2 separate regions of the Mus musculus genome follow, and region 2 is linked to region 1. Evidence: chromatin loops called from intact Hi-C (ENCODE). Cell type or tissue: heart. All regions are shown on one strand.

What was found. A loop is a pair of places that touch in the nucleus more often than their neighbours do. Peaks named below come from ENCODE experiments on the same cell type or tissue, not always from the same donor. Only the 100,000 strongest peaks of a DNase experiment are listed, where the experiment ranks them.
Region 2: it touches region 1 in a loop (6-fold over the local background); 34 of 42 quality-filtered maps call a loop at or near these places.

Annotation. Positions count from the first base shown.
Region 1 is chr9:63,913,533-63,921,532 of GRCm38, reverse strand. No RefSeq gene overlaps it. Among named protein-coding and RNA genes, the nearest start is that of Gm36033, 27 kb to the left of the region's middle. In heart, CTCF peaks have their summits at 3,109 (motif pointing left) and 5,373 (motif pointing left); DNase peaks (open chromatin) are centred at 2,142, 2,291, 3,082 and 5,342; H3K4me3 peaks cover 388 bases; H3K27ac peaks cover 5,277 bases.
Region 2 is chr9:64,096,984-64,104,983 of GRCm38, reverse strand. Gm39360 (a long non-coding RNA gene) reads left to right here and starts at 4,429. Exons shown (of 3, transcript XR_870861.2): 1 at 4,429-4,513; 2 at 4,949-5,002. In heart, a CTCF peak has its summit at 6,491; a DNase peak (open chromatin) is centred at 4,333; H3K27ac peaks cover 1,050 bases.

The DNA of each region.
Region 1 (8,000 bases):
TCTGAGCTGGAGAAGAGGTCGTGGGGCCTGGCTGTGGGACTGTCAGGTCCCTTGGAGAGACTACAGGTGCAGGGACTTGGGTGTTCATTCCCCCTGGGACTTTTTGGCAGGGAGAAGCCCAGGCCACTCTCTCCAATCATCCAGAGCACTGATCCGTGGCTTTCACCCCTAAGAAGCTCCTGAAAGCCTGTAAGCCAAAGAGAGAGGAGAGAGAGAGAGCATGTGTGTGCCCAAAGCCACACGCGTCAGGGTGAGGGAAAACCTGGACCCTCCGCTGCCTAACCTCATTCCCACACCTCATGTCCATGCTGGCTGCCACATGACAATTGGCCAGCTCTGACCTCCGCTTACTATAGGTAAATTTGGAGCTCAAGGTTCTGATGCAGGCTGAGGGGAACACCCACTACTGTCAGAAAGCCTTTCCCAGTAATTCCTGAGGCTGCCTGATCACTCCAACAGTCTTCTCAAGAATTCCTTGAGTCCTTAGGATGGCTAATATTGATTGACACTTGATGTGATGGAGAACCACCCAGACTTTCCGGGTGCACCTGTGAGGGAGTTTTTAGATTGGGTTAACTACGTTGGGAAGACCCACTCTAAATGAGCGAGGTGTCTGTCATTCCATGGGCTGGGGATTCCTTGGGGATAGGGTGGGGAGGTGTGGGGGAGGGGGATTTGGGCTGAGTCCCAGCGTTTGTGTCTCTGCTTCCTGATTGCAGATGCACAGAGATCAGCTGTAGTTCTGGGGTTCACCTCCCCTCTTGGGGGGTGTCTGGACTCAAGTTGGAGGAACCGGTGGGGTCTGCGGGATCCGGGTCAGGTTGGGAACGAGTGATGGGGGATGGGGACCTTCATTGAGAATCTTAGTGTTACGGCTCTTTTAGACAAAGGCCTTCTCAGACGAGCTTTGGTGAAGCAGCTTTCTGAGGGAATCATAGCTTGTTTTGGATGCATACACTTTATTTGGGGTGAGCCAAAGGTTATATAGGTTTTGGGTTGAGGATATTCAGGGAGGGAAAAAGTCACTGGCTGATGGCTAAGCCTACAGAGATGCCTCATTTGCATGGGGAAGAATTCCAGAGGCTGTGCTACTGTGACTGCCTGTACCTACCTGGTTGCTGGGGGGTGGGGGAGGCCAGAGGGGGTGTCTCCAGGTCATGTGCTCCTTCCGAGACAGGCACAGAAACAGGGATGGGGCTATGTCTGCTCCTGCTGGTCTCAAGTTTAGAGATGTCTGGGGTCTGACCGTGCTCTACCTTGCCAGTTCCGTGTCAGGTCCTCTTGTGGCACAGTCCACGTGCCTCGCTGCCACGTCTTTCCCACCACGGTGGACTGCTTCCTCAAACTCTGAGTCAAAAATGAGCCCTTCCTGTCTTACATTGCCTTCGTTAGGCAGTAGCAAGGAGTAAGCAAGAAGCCAGGCAGGCCTCCTCCATCAGACTAGAGACCCCTTGCTCCTGGGCACCTCAGCTCTCAGGGCTGTGGTCTTTTTGTACTGACATTCACCCCAGAGCCCCTCCAGTCTGTGAGCCTGGGGCTGGAGGCCTGGTCTGGGTTAGGTTGGTGAGTGGTGATAGATCTTTCAGGCGATTCCTCCTGGCAGGAGCCCTGGGCCGTGTCTTATCTCTTCCTAAGCCCTCTCACGGAGTCTGACATAGAGGAGGCTGTGTGTATCCTTGGCAATGCCATTTGAGGGGACCTAGACAAGTCCAGGGATCCCCAACCCCAGCCCAGGATCTCCAGTTTATTATAAGTGCATTATAGACCCAGGGAGAATGCCTTCCCTGGCATTCTCTTCATGGGAAGGAAACTGAGGCAGCCCAGCCTGCTCTGGGCCTGGCGCCTCTGGGGACTCTGCTGACTTTTCCATACAAACCCCCTTTGGGTTTTATTTTGGCCTGTGTGGGGAGGCTGAAACCCTGGGGAGGGGTAACTTTTCTTTGGTGACAGGCGTGGGCCAAGTCCTCTTGGGCCTGTGAGAGCAGTGGGACCCGTCTGGGAGGAAACCACCGGCAGACACCTTATCAGGCCCTGCCGCCTGTTATCTGTGTCTCCTCAGTGAAAGAGCCACCATGCTTAGACCACTCCAGGCCCAGAACAAAAGCATCCAAGTCAGCTGGCGTCCCCGTGGCTCCACATCAGCCAGTGGCCCACACTGGATATTTGGGGGCGGGAGGGGGCGGCTGCCTGGCTGGCGACAGCCAGTCTGCCTAGACTCCCCAGGCCAAGTATCTACATGGCCAGGACCAGCCCCCCTCTCCCTAGAATGGGCTTGGGGCTCGGGGTTACCCCAGTGCTGCATGATCCTAATGAAATGTCAGCCACAAAGGACGGGACACAGAGGGGCCTGTCCAGGAACAAGGGCCAAGTGTTGGCGTGGGAGGAGGGCCGGGGCCGGGCTGGTCAACTGATTACTTGTAATAATTGCAGTGGACACCCTCGGGCCATGGGGCAGCCGGCGCCTGGCACCGGGTTCCTCTCCCCACTACCATGGGACGCATAGCAGATAGGGCCCAAGTCCAAAAACACCCAGAGCAGATTGCCAGCTGAGGCCTGGACATGGCCGTACACTTCCAGTCCCAGCACCCTGCTGAGGAGAAGCAAGCACTCGCTTGAAGGCTGCCTCCTCATTCAGGAAGTACCTGCTTGTCTGGCCTCTTGTGGGACTGTCATGGAGAGCTGGGCAGGTTGCATACCACACACCGACATCTGTCCTCTAAAGCAAGCTTAAAATCCTTGCTGGCAGGCAATGGTATAAACTCAGTCAGAGGTTGCGTCTCTGCTGGGAAGGGGCACCTCTGTATAGTGGGGGCCCTGGGGGACATTGAGATGGCATGTCTCTTTTGGTAAGATAGGTAGAGGTCATCTTCCAGATATGATAGAGATTGTTCAGTTAAGTCTGAGTTCCAGCGAAGCAATAGATGCGCGTTATCCAATGTAACTATGGCCTTTACAGCACTGCAGTGCTTAAAGTGTTGTGGGGCTGGTTGTGGCAGCCCAGCATGGAGGCCGGATGAAGAAGATAGTCTATGGGCCTGTCTTGTGGTGAACTGGTACCAAGCAAGGGTGAGCCAGGCTGCAAGGTCTGACACTGTCCAGGGCTCCCTCTGGTGGTCATGTGGAGATCAGGCTAGCCACCAGAAAGGCTTGAGCCTGTGCCACACTTTGGAGGCCACTGGCTGGGGGCTGTGTGTGGACTTATGAACTGTTTTTGAGACAGAGTTTCAAGGAGCCCAGGCTTGCCTCCAAGCTTCTGTGTAGCTGAGGCTGACCTTGAACTTCTGATCCACTCACATTTACAGCTTTTATTTTATTAAAAAAAAAAAAGATGTATCTATTTTATGTATATAAGTACTCTGTAGCTGTCTTCAGATACACCAGAAGAGGGCATCTGATCTTATTACAGATGGTTGTGAGCCACCATGTGGTTGCTGGGATTTGAACTCAGGACCTCTGGAAGAGGAGCCAGTGCTCTTAACCACTGAGCCATTTGTCCAATTCCTATGCTTGTTTTTAAAAATTAATTAATTAGTGTGTGTATGCTCGTGAGCACACACGTGTGTTTGGGCACTCGTGCATGCTCACTTATGCCCAAGTGCTTGTGTGGAAATCAGAGGACAGTTTTCATGAGCCAGATCTCTCCTTCCTTCCTTCCTTCCTTCCTTCCTTCCTTCCTTCCTTCCTTCCTTCTTTCCTTGTTCCTTCCTTCCTTCCTTCCTTCCTTCCTTCCTTCCTTCCTTCCTTCCACTGTGAGATCAGGGGATGGAACTCACGATGCATGCGTAAGATTTTCAGAACAAGATCTTTACCTGCTGAGCCATGGGGCCCACACCATGGCCAGGTTTTAAAAAACATGATATTGGGGACAAATGGAAACCAGGCCCTCATGCTGTGTTAGGCATGGAGCTCTGAGCTCCAGCTCTGACAGGGCATTTTCTTACAGAAAGCAGAAAGTCCAGTGTGAGGGGCGCTGCGTTTTGATCACCTACTTAGCCACTGTCTGTCAGTCATGGCCAATTTCGTTCCTTATGCAAACTTTCTGCCTCTCCTGGCAACTGGGTGTTTTTGAAGCAAATGCCAGGCATGTTATTTCATCCATAAACATGTCAGTATATATCACTAGGAGATAAGGCCTAAGGATTCCTCAAAGCTGGAGCCGCCAGGAATTCACCCAAAGCCCTTATATCACTCCTAAGAAGAGGGGCCCTGCACCAGGACGCCCCAGTCTCCCGAGACCCCCTTTAAAGTCTCCTGGCCTTTCATCCCCTTGGACAAGTGTTCCCATGCCAGGATTTCCTGTCTCTCACTGCCCCGGGCTCCTCAAGTGTAGTCTGCGACCTCCTTGGGGAATTCTCCTTGAAAGCGCTGTGGCTCCCACAACTACAGACAGTTCCAAAACTCATGCCTGCTTTGTTCTCTGCCCCTGCTATAGATGGCATTAGAGGGCCATTCTTGGGGACTCAGACTTCCTGGGGAATGTGAGGAAATATGCAGGGTTTCACAGAGGATCAAGACCCCAGATTTGGACCAGAGCCCCTGCTTAGGGCAGCTTAAGTGCCTGCTGTTCAATGACCGTTCCCCTAGGAAGTGTCTGACTCTGCCTCACTGAGAATTTTTTTGTGATCAGTGTCCTGCTCTGGGCCCTAAATAGGGAGCTGGCCTATTTTGGTGACCTTCTCCCTACCTGACCTCACCTCAGATTTGGTGGCCCCAGAGCCACTGGAGAGAGAGGAGCTGAGGGGTACAGAACTCCAAGAATCAGATGTGGTTCCCTTTCTTCAAGGAGGGAGAAATCGAAGTTCAGGGAAAGAGAGAAACTCGACCAGGCTCCCCAGCAAATAGCTGGCACAGTCAGGATTGGAGTATGCTGGTACCCGGATGCTTCCCTGGTGTTCAAGGACATTCCCTGGGCACATCCTCCTCACCAGGCCTCATTCAGCCACCAGTTGAGAGGCCAGCTCACCAGCCTCTTCTCTTCTGTTCTCTCACTAAAGAGACTCCTGAAGGCAGAACTCTGTGGGTGTCTGCAACGTCAATCCTTTCCTGTCATTTCTGAGCGGGAAAGGCACCGCCCTGTTTTCCAGAGGTGGAAACAGATGCCCAGAAAGATGCAGTGAACTGGCCACGGCCACACAGCTGCATAGTGGAGGCAACCAGATTAGATCCAGAGTCCCTGAACTATGGACGATTCTGCTTTGTGCGAACACCACCAGAGAGCGGCAACCCATCTAACAACCTTTGAGCCTTTGAGCTCCTGGCTGGTGGTTTCTCTGTATCACCTCTTGCTCTTCCTAATCCAAGCAGGGTGGGACTAACACTACACAGCCATTGCAGATGAAATGGCACATGTGCTCCCCCTGGTGGAGGGGTATGGAAATTTCCTCTCTCTTCTGCAAGGTTGGCTTGCTCCCGTGAGCAGCCTACCAACAGCTCTGTAACCTGTGATGATGTTTAATTAGCCTGTTGTATATTTGCCATTTTCTTCCTCTTTCGACCCAGTACTTCCCCATGTGCTGGCATTTCCCCTTGGTTTGGACCCTCCCCATCTCTCCTTGCTAAACATCCTTAGTCGTGGCTAAAACACAACTATCTCTGTCAGCTCTGTTTTCGGGAAAGCAGGGAGGATTAAGGTTACAGCAACTGGGGAGACTGGAGAACCTGAGAACCACAAAGATGCTCTCACTCTCTCCAGTCCAGGGACACTCTGCGGTGAGAGGTCTGTGCTCTCCCATGCCCCTGACCAGGGGCTGAGCCTTCCTTCTTCTACACTGGGATAAGACCATTTCAGAGAAGCAGATGAGAGCGGCTCTCTGCTCTCCACACAGGGTAAGAGTCCTGTTTTCTGAAACTTGGACAAGATACAGAAATACCAGGAAGGTCCTTGTGGGTACCACTTTGAGCCTCTCTGTACACTAGGGCCCTGCTCAGCTCTTAGGAGAACTTGGACAGTGATGTGCGATCTGCGTGAGCTGGGTAGCACATGGAACTAAAGAGGGTTCTCTTAGGAGGCAAGGTGGCCCACATGAGAGGTGGAGGCAGAAGAATATTCAAGGGAAGGCCAGTTGAGAGGCAAGGGTCATGTCACCTCCAGGTCTCCACCTTTAACGTCCTGCTGTCCACTGGTCATCCCCACCCTGAGATCCTGTGGGTCTTAGACATTCCTGCCTGTGCCTTTCCTGCCAGATGACTCCTCCTCCTCCACTCATGCATCATTCACAGCCGGTCAGTCTTCAAGCGCTTGTGTTCTGTTAGTCTCATTCCGTAAGAGTTATCCCTGAAACTACACAGTCTATGAGACTTGACAAATGTATAGCAAATGTGTAAACATCATGACAGTCAAGATATAGAGCCCTTTCATCAAGCCTTGCCATAGGCAACCCCTCCTCCCATCTCCAGCCTGGTCTCTGTTTTCTGTCCCCATAGTGTGCCTTTGCACATGGAATCTGGCTCCTCTCACTTGGCTCCAGGGCTTGGAAAGCCATCCACATTTGCTCCTTCCTGTCACCATTCGATGGCTTTTCATGGACACGGTGCCATTTGTTTATCTGCTTGCTGGATGAGGGACATTTGGCTTGTTTCTAGTTTGGGATAGTTATGAAGAATGTCACTGAACATGTTACACTTCTAGATTTTGTGCAAATATAGATGCCCGCTTCTCTGGGGTTGATCCCTACCAGAGGGACCACAGGGACATGTGTGTTTAGTTTCACAGCTGTGTGCCAAACTATAGTTCAGAACAGCTGGATCATTTCCAAAGTATAACTTTTAACATTTAAATCTTCACTTGGATATCAAACAAACAAGAAATCTAAACTAAAACAAGAACAACTCGTCTCTCTGTCATTCTCTCTTCCTCTCTCACCCTCTCTCCTCTCTGAGAGAAAGGGTTTATTCCATCTTACAATGAAAGGGTACAGTCCATCCTGTGGGGAAGTCAAGGAAGCAGGAACCTGAAGCAACTGGCCCACCCATACTCTGAAGGCAGACAGTGAGTGAGCTAGCTTTAGTTTTCATCAATGGATAGCAGGGAGTGGATTTTCTGGGTCAAGTGGTTGGTGTTTCCTAAGAAACTGTCAGGGCTGAGCTTTAACTCTGTAGGTAGAGTGCTTCCCTAGCATGCATGAAACCTGGATTCCATCCCCTGCACTTCACAAACTGGGAGGCAGAGGCACAAGGAGGAGACCCTACCTGAAGAAGAGGAGGAGGAGGAGGGAGAGAAGGAGGAGAGGGAAGAAGAAGAAGAAGAAGAAAGAGAAGGAGGAAGAGAAAGAAGAGGAAGAAGAGAAAGAGGAAGAAGAAAAGAGGAAGAAGAAAAGAGGAAAAGGAAGGAGGAGGAGGAGGAGGAGGAGGAGAAGGAGAAGAAGAAGAAGAAGAAGAAGAAGAAGAAGAAGAAGAAGAAGAAGAAGAAGAAGAAGAAGAAGAAGAAGAAGAAGAAGAAGAAGAAGCTTTCCAAAATGAACACTTACCAAATACAAGATTTTTAAAAATGTTTTGTGATGAAAAACATTTATTTGAGGTTCTGGGGATTAGAACTTAGGACCTTGTACTTGTTAGGTGAGCACTGTCCCAGTGAGCAACATAGCCAGCCCTGCTTTCTAACATCTGTGACAGCAGAAAGATTGTGTTCAAAGAGCTTCTGAGAACCATCATGGCTGCAGCAGTCACGCCTGCGTGGCTCACCAGCACCCCAATAGTTTAGATTGTTAGCATTATTTTGAAATGTATTTATCATTAGTGGGTGAGGGGAGGACTCGAGTGTGCCATGGCATGCATGTGTGAAGGTCAGAGGACGCTTTGTGGAGTCACTGTTTTGCCACTGTGTGATCCAGTGAGCAAACCTGAGTTATCAGGGTTTGAGTGCGGCAAGCCCCTCTACCCAGGAGCCATCTCACGGGCTTTTTTTTTTTTTTTTTCAAGACAGGGTTTCTCTGAATAGTCCTGGCTGACCTGGAACTCACTCTGTAGACCAGGCTGGCCTCGAACTCAGAAATCCACCTGCC
Region 2 (8,000 bases), 180 kb before region 1:
GAGTGCTCTACCAAGCTGAACTCCAGCCCTCGGTTTCCTGAATGCCTTTCGACCAGTTTTCACCTCTGCAGAGTGAGGCTAATCACACACCATGAGGTGATTCTGTGAGTATCACAGTCACTGGACTCATAAACTCAAAATCCTCTTGTCAAGCCCTATGCCATCCAGGCACAGTTCTGGGCACTGGAAAGAAAATAACAGCAACAGCCACGATGGCATGGACAGAGAGGGTCCCCTGTCACATGTCTCTGAACTCACAGGCTGTATGAAATAGGCCTTAGGACTTCGAAGCCACCATCTGCCATGCTCCCTCATCTCCCCAAACCGTCTGATGGCTAGCAGAGACACACTGACCCTGAGGTCCTCAGAGGTCCTCAGTTGCCATCCTAGAATTCCCCCTCCCCCAGCAGATGCTGATCCTTTCTCCTCCTTGTCACTGTGGGCTATGGGATGGGGAAGGAGGAGAAGGGGACCCTGGGAAACCCAAGTCCTGAGCTATCCCTCAAAGGAACACACATCACATCACACATAAGATAATCTTCCCTACCAAGCTGAGGTATGGTTCATGCTAGCATTTGGGTCACTATGGCCTAATTCAGGCTCTCTAATTCAGTCGGTTACATGTGGCAAGTGGCCCCCGTTATTGGGCAGCTCAGGTTCAACCTAACCATAAAGTCCCAACAATAGCATGACTACAGTTGAGTGCCATAGACGCCACTGGCTGGTGATTAAATGTGTGGGATTTTGTTTCCTTTCTGCTCCACTTTCTTTCTTTCTTTCTTTCTTTTTTTTTTTTTTATAAGATTTATTTATTTATTTATTATATGTAAGTACACTGTAGCTGTCTTCAGATGCACCAGAAGAGGGCATCAGATCTCATTACAGATGGTTGTGAGCCACCATGTGGTTGCTGGGACTTGAACTTCGGACCTTTGGAAGAGCAGTCAGGTGCTCTTACCCACTGAGCCATCTCACCAGCCCCTCTGCTCCACTTTCTTGGGGAAGAACTAAGGGGCCTTTGCGGGTGTTAGTTCCACCTGTTCCAGAAGCTTAATGTTTGCCTCAGAATCCTGAGTCACAAGGGAGACCATCATGTCTAATTCAAGAAACAGGAAATGGGTGAGCCTTTGTGTGTAAGGATCAAAATGGAGGGGCTGGAGAGATGACTCAGCAGTACTGAGTACTGGCTGCTCTTCTAGAAGTCCTGAGTTTAATTCCCAGAAACCACATGGTGGCTCACAACCATCTGTAATGGGATCTGATACCCTCTTCTGGTGTGTCTGAAAACAGCTACAGTGTACTTACATACATAAAAATAAAAATTTATATATATATATATATATATGTTTATATATATATATATATATATAATGCAGAAGTTTGGGGTTAGAGCTGTAGCTCAGTTGGTAGAGTGTTTGCCTGGCATGTATGAAACCCTGGGTTCAATCCCTAGCACTGCATAGAATTTGGTGGTTCATGCCTGTAATCCCAGAAATCAAGAGTCAGAGGCAAATTCAAGGTTATCCTTAGTTATATAGCGAGTTTGAGGTCAGCCCAAGCTACATGAGACCCTGTGTCTGCGCTCCAGTGTGTGTTTGCAGTGGGTCACTTGTTACCAGAAGGATAGGGAGTGGGATCTGGTGATGACTGGCCCTGACCAGCTGACCCTCTTCTTGGCATGAGTGACAGGAAGGTTCTAGAAAAAAGCGACTGACCTGGAGGCTTCTTCCTTTTCTGTCGACATTTCTTTTTAGCTTTTTCCTGTCAGCCATCTTCTCTGCTTGTCCCAGGACCAGTGAGCTGAGAGTCCAAGTGGAAAGGCCAGAGTTCGCCTGCATGCCTGTGGGATGCTTCGGTCTGCAGAGCTCTTAAAGGTGGGGCCTGGGAGAAGGGGTTGCAGCATCCAGTTTGCTCACCTGAAGGCCAGCCGCACCTGGGGAGGCCCTTTCCCCGTCTGCGTTTTGTGACTGGGTGGCTCTGGCCACCTGCCTGTGGCTTCAGATGCCAGCCCCTTCCACTCAGCGTGCCTTGTGAGATGTATATCGGCAAATGATAGAGATTTCCAGGCTGAGGAGGCTGCAGCAGGCTGTTTGGGGCAAGGGGTGGGTAGCTAGTGCCTGCAGCCAGGCTTTATAATGAGGCAGTCATTCCGGACAGGTGTGTGGGGAGTGCTGAGTCTGGCAGGCCAGTCTCCACTTTCAGCAGGATTTAGTCAGGGTTCAAGCAGCCCTCTCTCTCCAAAGCCTGAGATAAGTCCTTGGCAAGAGTCTAGGCTTCCTTTTGGAGTAGAGGGAGGAGAGGAAGAGATGAGCAGAAAACCATCTGGGCTTTAAGGGCTCTCGTGGTCCAGGTGGGCAAATCAAGGCCTCTGGGAAAAGAGGAGACGTGTACCGATTCAGGCTCTGTGTGGAATGCTTTCCTTCAATGTTAAAATTACGTGTGTGTGTGTGTGTGTGTGTGTACAATCTTGTGAGGATCAGAGTACAATCTATGGGAGTCAATTCTTTCCATCTACCGTTTGGATCCCAGGGAACCAAACTCAAGTCGTTAAGGCTTGGTGGCAAGTGTCTTGCCTTTGTAGACCAGGCTGGCCTCGAACGCAGAAATCTGCCTGCCTCTGCTTCCCAAGTGCTGGGATTAAAGGCGTGTGCCATCACCACCCAGCTTGAACATTCTGTTTAAACTGGTTCTTCACCTCTTCCAGAGGTGGGGCTTGTCGCCACATCACAGACGGAAAAAAAAAAAAAAAACAAAAAACAAAAAAAAGGAAGGCTCAGAGGCTGGCGTGAGGGTAGGGCACTTGTGGAGGCTGAGGCCGTGTGGTAGAGCTAGTCTCCATATTGGCAGGGGCACCTGAAAACCTCCAGACTGGCTCTCTTCTCAGCTGCTCCCCTCTCCTCAGGATGGGGCAGAGGTACAGGTTGGGTGGGCTGGCGGTGTGAGCCTTTGGTGGTCTGTTATTTGGAGCAGAGGGGCAGTTGGCGTCTGTCCCTGTGCCCAGGTGTCGTGGGACTCAGCTGTTTGCTCCTGACTTTTGTGTCCCTTTCAGATCCAGGATCAGCTGTGCCTTTGAGGTCTCAAAAAAAAAAAAAAAATTAGAGGCACGTGAGATACTCACAGCCCCATGCCCTCCTACATACTGAACTTTCTGGGTACCTTCCTGACCTCCTTCCTTAGTGGGGAGAATGCCCATTGTAATCCTTGAGGTAGGACAGTATTCTTAGAGACCCTGAGGGGGTCTTGCTGTGTGCTTCTGTGCTTGCTGGTGTACATTATTAGCCATAGGGGATCCTAGCTTACGGGGTTCTGTGGCTCAGCCAGACTAAAGAAGTGCTCTCTCTCTCCCCCCCACCCCCCTCTCTCTGACTTACTGTAGGGGATGAAGACATGTCTCACTACTTAAGAGCACTGGATGCTCTTTCCAGAGGACTCAAGTTTAATTCCCAGCACCCACGTCAGCTCACATATCTCTAACTCCAGTTCCAGGGCTTCTGACACCCTCACACAGACATACATGCAGGCAAAACACTAATGAACATAAACTAAAAATAAATTATATATTTTAAAAAACGTTACTGTGTGTATACACACACACACACACACACACACATACACACACACGTGCTTTAGGTGAGTGCTGGGAAGGGTAATACAAGTTCAACCACTGGACCAGTTCTTCAACTTCTAAGGAAGCTTTCTTAACTTCTGTGTTTTCTGTGTACACTGATGGAGCCATGGTAGCTGTGTGCGTGCGTGCGTGCGTGCGTGCGTGCGTGTATTGGTTTTCCCCAGACCAGAGAGGTACCTGGAAAAATGCACTTCCAAAATGTTCTAGAACTGGGCCATCCTGGGTGTACTGAGATGCGCTGGTCCGCTTGTTTTTATTACTCCGGACCTGTTGTGGCTGCCCTGGGGGGATGGGGGGGGAGTTAATTCTGCATTCTGTGAGAGGGACCAAGACTTGGAATTTGATTTGTGGGCACCTGAATCCTGGAGCAGGCTGGATCTAGCCCTCCGTGCTGTTCTCACCTGGAGGGTGGTGTGTGTGTGTGTGTTTGTTTGTTTTGTTATGCTTTGTCTGAGGTCTTGCTTCATAACTTGGTCTAGCTTGGAACAACTTTGTAGACCAGGCTGTTTTGGAAATGTCAGAGATCTGCCTGCCTCTGCTGTAGAGCTGGGATCAAAGGTGTGCACCCCACACCAGGCTTGAGTTGTTCTAAATAACAACATTCTTGTGCAAATTTGAGGACAAGTTAAACTGCTACCTCCACTTTGCCCACGGGGATTGGTATGTATTTCCCGGGACACTTGGCTGAGCTGCCGCTAGGAGGCACTCACACCCTGCCCTGGCAGCACTTCTGGCCGGATGGCAGCAGAGAGCAAGCTTCTAGGTTAGGGGTTCCCAGCCTGTTACCCTGGCCCAGTGAACTTCAGTCACCAGGCTGGGAATCCTGCTCTTGAAGAGAGGGCTCTCTGAAGACCCATTCTTCCCAGAGTGGCCCAAGGGAATCAGGTAATTTCTGATCAAAATTGTGAGGAAGATAAGGAACTTATGTTTGGGAGACAGCTATGACTCTCACTGCTAACCTCAGGGTGAGTCCACTTAGGGTCAGGGACCTGAGTAGTGGATCAGAATACCAGAACAGAGCAGCCAGCCCCAAATCACAGCTGGCTAGCCACTTTAGCATCCCACAGGCAGGATGAAGACCCCTAAAAATAGCTGACACAGCCTTCTGCTCACCTCTCCTGAAGGGGAGCCTCACAGAGAATACAGAAATCTCACTTGCTGCACCCACCCACACTTCCCAGCCCTGGTGCTGCTTGCCTGGTGTCTTCATTTTCTAGGCCCCCTCCTTTCCTCACAGATGAATTGGGGATTTGGGGGGCTTCTGCGGAAAGGGAGAATGGTCAGGAGACTCCTGTGAGCAGAGCCTGTTAAACCCTGCAGATCCTCTGGCCACTCTTCGTCTCTGATGCATTCTTCTGTCCCCAAACCTAAAAGGTAGGTAGCAGCCTGACTAACGTAAGTATGTTCCAGGAGGGTAAGTTCTGGACCTGTGTTATTTGCTGCAGTCCTCAGAGCCCAGACCAGAGCACTATATGTGGTAGGCACTTAATAAATATTTGTAGCTGACAGTAGGGCTGGGGCAGCAGATGAATCTGGAAAAACCCGAGAAACAGGCAGGGAGGCCTCTGACACCATTTCCCTCCAGAGTCTCGTGTTGATTCTGCTATCAACCTTCTAGATGACCTGGGCTAAGTTCTTTCTGCTCCCTGCGCTTGTTTTCAGAGCTAACTTGAAGGCCTGAGCTCTGCAGGCACCAGGCCTGATTCTTGCTCATCTTGGAAAGCAGGCTCACCTGTCTTGAGGGAAGGATCTGGGATGGGAGGAGGGATGGGTTCCAAGTTTAGGTGTTCCAGAAGGGAATTCGAGTGTCACAGGTGGCTATGACTCTACAGGAACCGGGGCTGCAGCAATATCCTCCTGCTACCTCTAGGGACACGTCTTTCTCTTTAAAATATCCCCCCCCCAGGGAGGTAATTTTGTCATTTTCCTTTATTTATTTCTGTGGGTTTTTATCTATTTCTTTTCAGTGTATGTGTGCTTTACCTACCTGTACGTCTGTGCACCACAGTGTGTGCCTGGTGCCCAAAGAAGTCAGAAAAAGGTGTTGGACCACTCAGAACTGTGATCTTCTGTGTTATTTGTTGTTCTTGTGTATGAACGTGTAGGGGTGCGTGCACACATGCCACAGAACGCACGTAGAGGTCAGAGGGCAACTTGTAGGACTCAGTTTTCACCTTTTAGTTACACAAGTGTCAAGAATTGAACCCAGGTCATCCAGCTTGGCTGCAGGTGACTTTGCCTAGTGTGCCATCTGCACAGGTAGTGCTGGGTTGTTTTTTTGTCAACTAGACACCAACTAGAGTCACCTGGGAAGAGAGAACCTCAATCAAGAATATGTTTCTAAGCTGGGCGTAGTGGGGCACACCTTTAATCCCAATACCTGGGAGGGAGAAGCAGGTGGATCTCTGAGTTCCAGGCCAGCTTGGTCAATATCATAAGTTCCAGGACAGCCAGGGCTACATAGTGAGACACTGTTTGGTGAGGGGTGGGAAGGGAAGAAAAGAAAATACTTCTATCAGATTGGTTGCTGTCAAGCTTCTGGGGGTATTCTTGATCAGTGATTGATGTGGGAGGGCCCAGCTCACATGGGCTGAGCCACTAGTATTCAGGTGGCCCTGGGTCGTATAAGGAAGCAGACTGAGCAAGCCATGGGGGACCAGCCAGGAAGCAGCATTTCTCCCTGGTCTGTTTTTCAGTTCCTGCTTCCAGGTTCCTACCTTGATAGTATCCTATAAGCCAAATAAATTCTTTCCTCCCTTAAATTGGTTTTGGTCAGTGTTTAATCATAGCAACAAAAACCCAACTTGGACAACTCCCATCTTAGGTAGGAACCCTGGACTGCAGAGCTGTGGTCTGGTCAGCAGACGGAGCTGCAGGCATACACTCCTCTCAGTATACAAACCCTGCAAGGGCCATCAAGGCCAGGCCCAGCAGAACATCAGCCTAAAGCTTGGGGACAGAGGTCCCCAAGCTCTTGTGGAAGGTCCAGGCCACACGTAAGGCCTGGATTCAAAGCGTCAGGGAAGCCCTGGGGCCTGAGGGAGACAGGAGGGCGACATGCTGGGATTTTACATGGCTCTGTGATTTTGTAAGCCATGAAATCAATGTATTAGCACTTTGTGCCTCTGTCTTCTCCCCTGCACCGTTCTTGAGTCAGTTGACAGATCTTCTCACCCTTAGTCTGATAGAGCTACATATGTAAGAAGCCTGATCTTACAGCCATGAAGTTCCTGGGCACTGTAACAGTGTGTTTGCTGTACTGTTTAAAAGGAGAATTCTCTGAAAAAGTTCCAGCTTTGTTCCCCATCCTAGACTCAGTACTGTCTGTATCAATCATGAAAGAAGCACTAACCACCCCCTTGGATCTAAGAATACTTACAACGAGGGGCTGGGGACATGGCTCAACATTTAAGAGTACTTGTTGCTCCTTCAGAGAACTGGCGTTACATACTTAGCACCCCAAGAGCTCCAGGAATTGAATGCCCTTTCTTGACTCCATGGACATAGACATGCATGTGTGTGTGTGTGTGTGTGTGTGTGTATGCACTTACACAAATAAATAATTTAAAAATATTTAAAACAAAAACCGTGCTTTTGTGAACATTACAGCATTGTATGAAGGTTTATTGTTTTGTTTTTGTGTTTTTTTGTTTTTGTTTTTGTTTTTTTTTTTTTCGAGACAAGGTTTGTCTGTGTAGCCCTGGCTGTCCTGGAACTCACTCAGTAGACCAGGCTGGCCTCGAACTCAGAAATCCACCTGCCTCTGCCTCCCAAGTGCTGGGATTAAAGGTGTGTGCCACCATGCCTGGCTGGTTCAGTTTTTTTCTTACTGCAAATGGTATCTACATGACAGGTTTCTCTTGATTTTTGGATACAAGCATGCATTTATTTGCAAGGCAGCTTTCTAAAAGTGTAATTAACATGTCAAAAACCATACATGTTTAGCTGGGCATAATTCCAGTACTTGGGACGTAGGGGCTACTGTAGGAGCTCAAGGCCATCCTCAGCTACATATTGAGTTTGGGGCCATCCTAGGCTACAAGAGACCCTGTTTCCAGCAATAAAAATAAACAAAACATAATGCTCATATTTAAAATGTTCTTAGGCATCTTCTAGATGACAAACTCAAATTTAATACATTTATGTATTCACTGAGGACCTGATTTTTTAGTGTGTCTAGAGCAGTGGGTCGAGACCCCTTTGGGAACCCAACAGTCCTTTTAGAGGAGTCACCTGAGGCCATAGGAAAACACATATCTTTACATTATGATTCATAACAGGAGCAAAGTTACACTTAAGAACTAGCAGCGAGGGCTGGTGAGATGGCTCAGTGGTTAAGAGCACCGACTGCTCTTCCAAAGGTCCTGAGTTA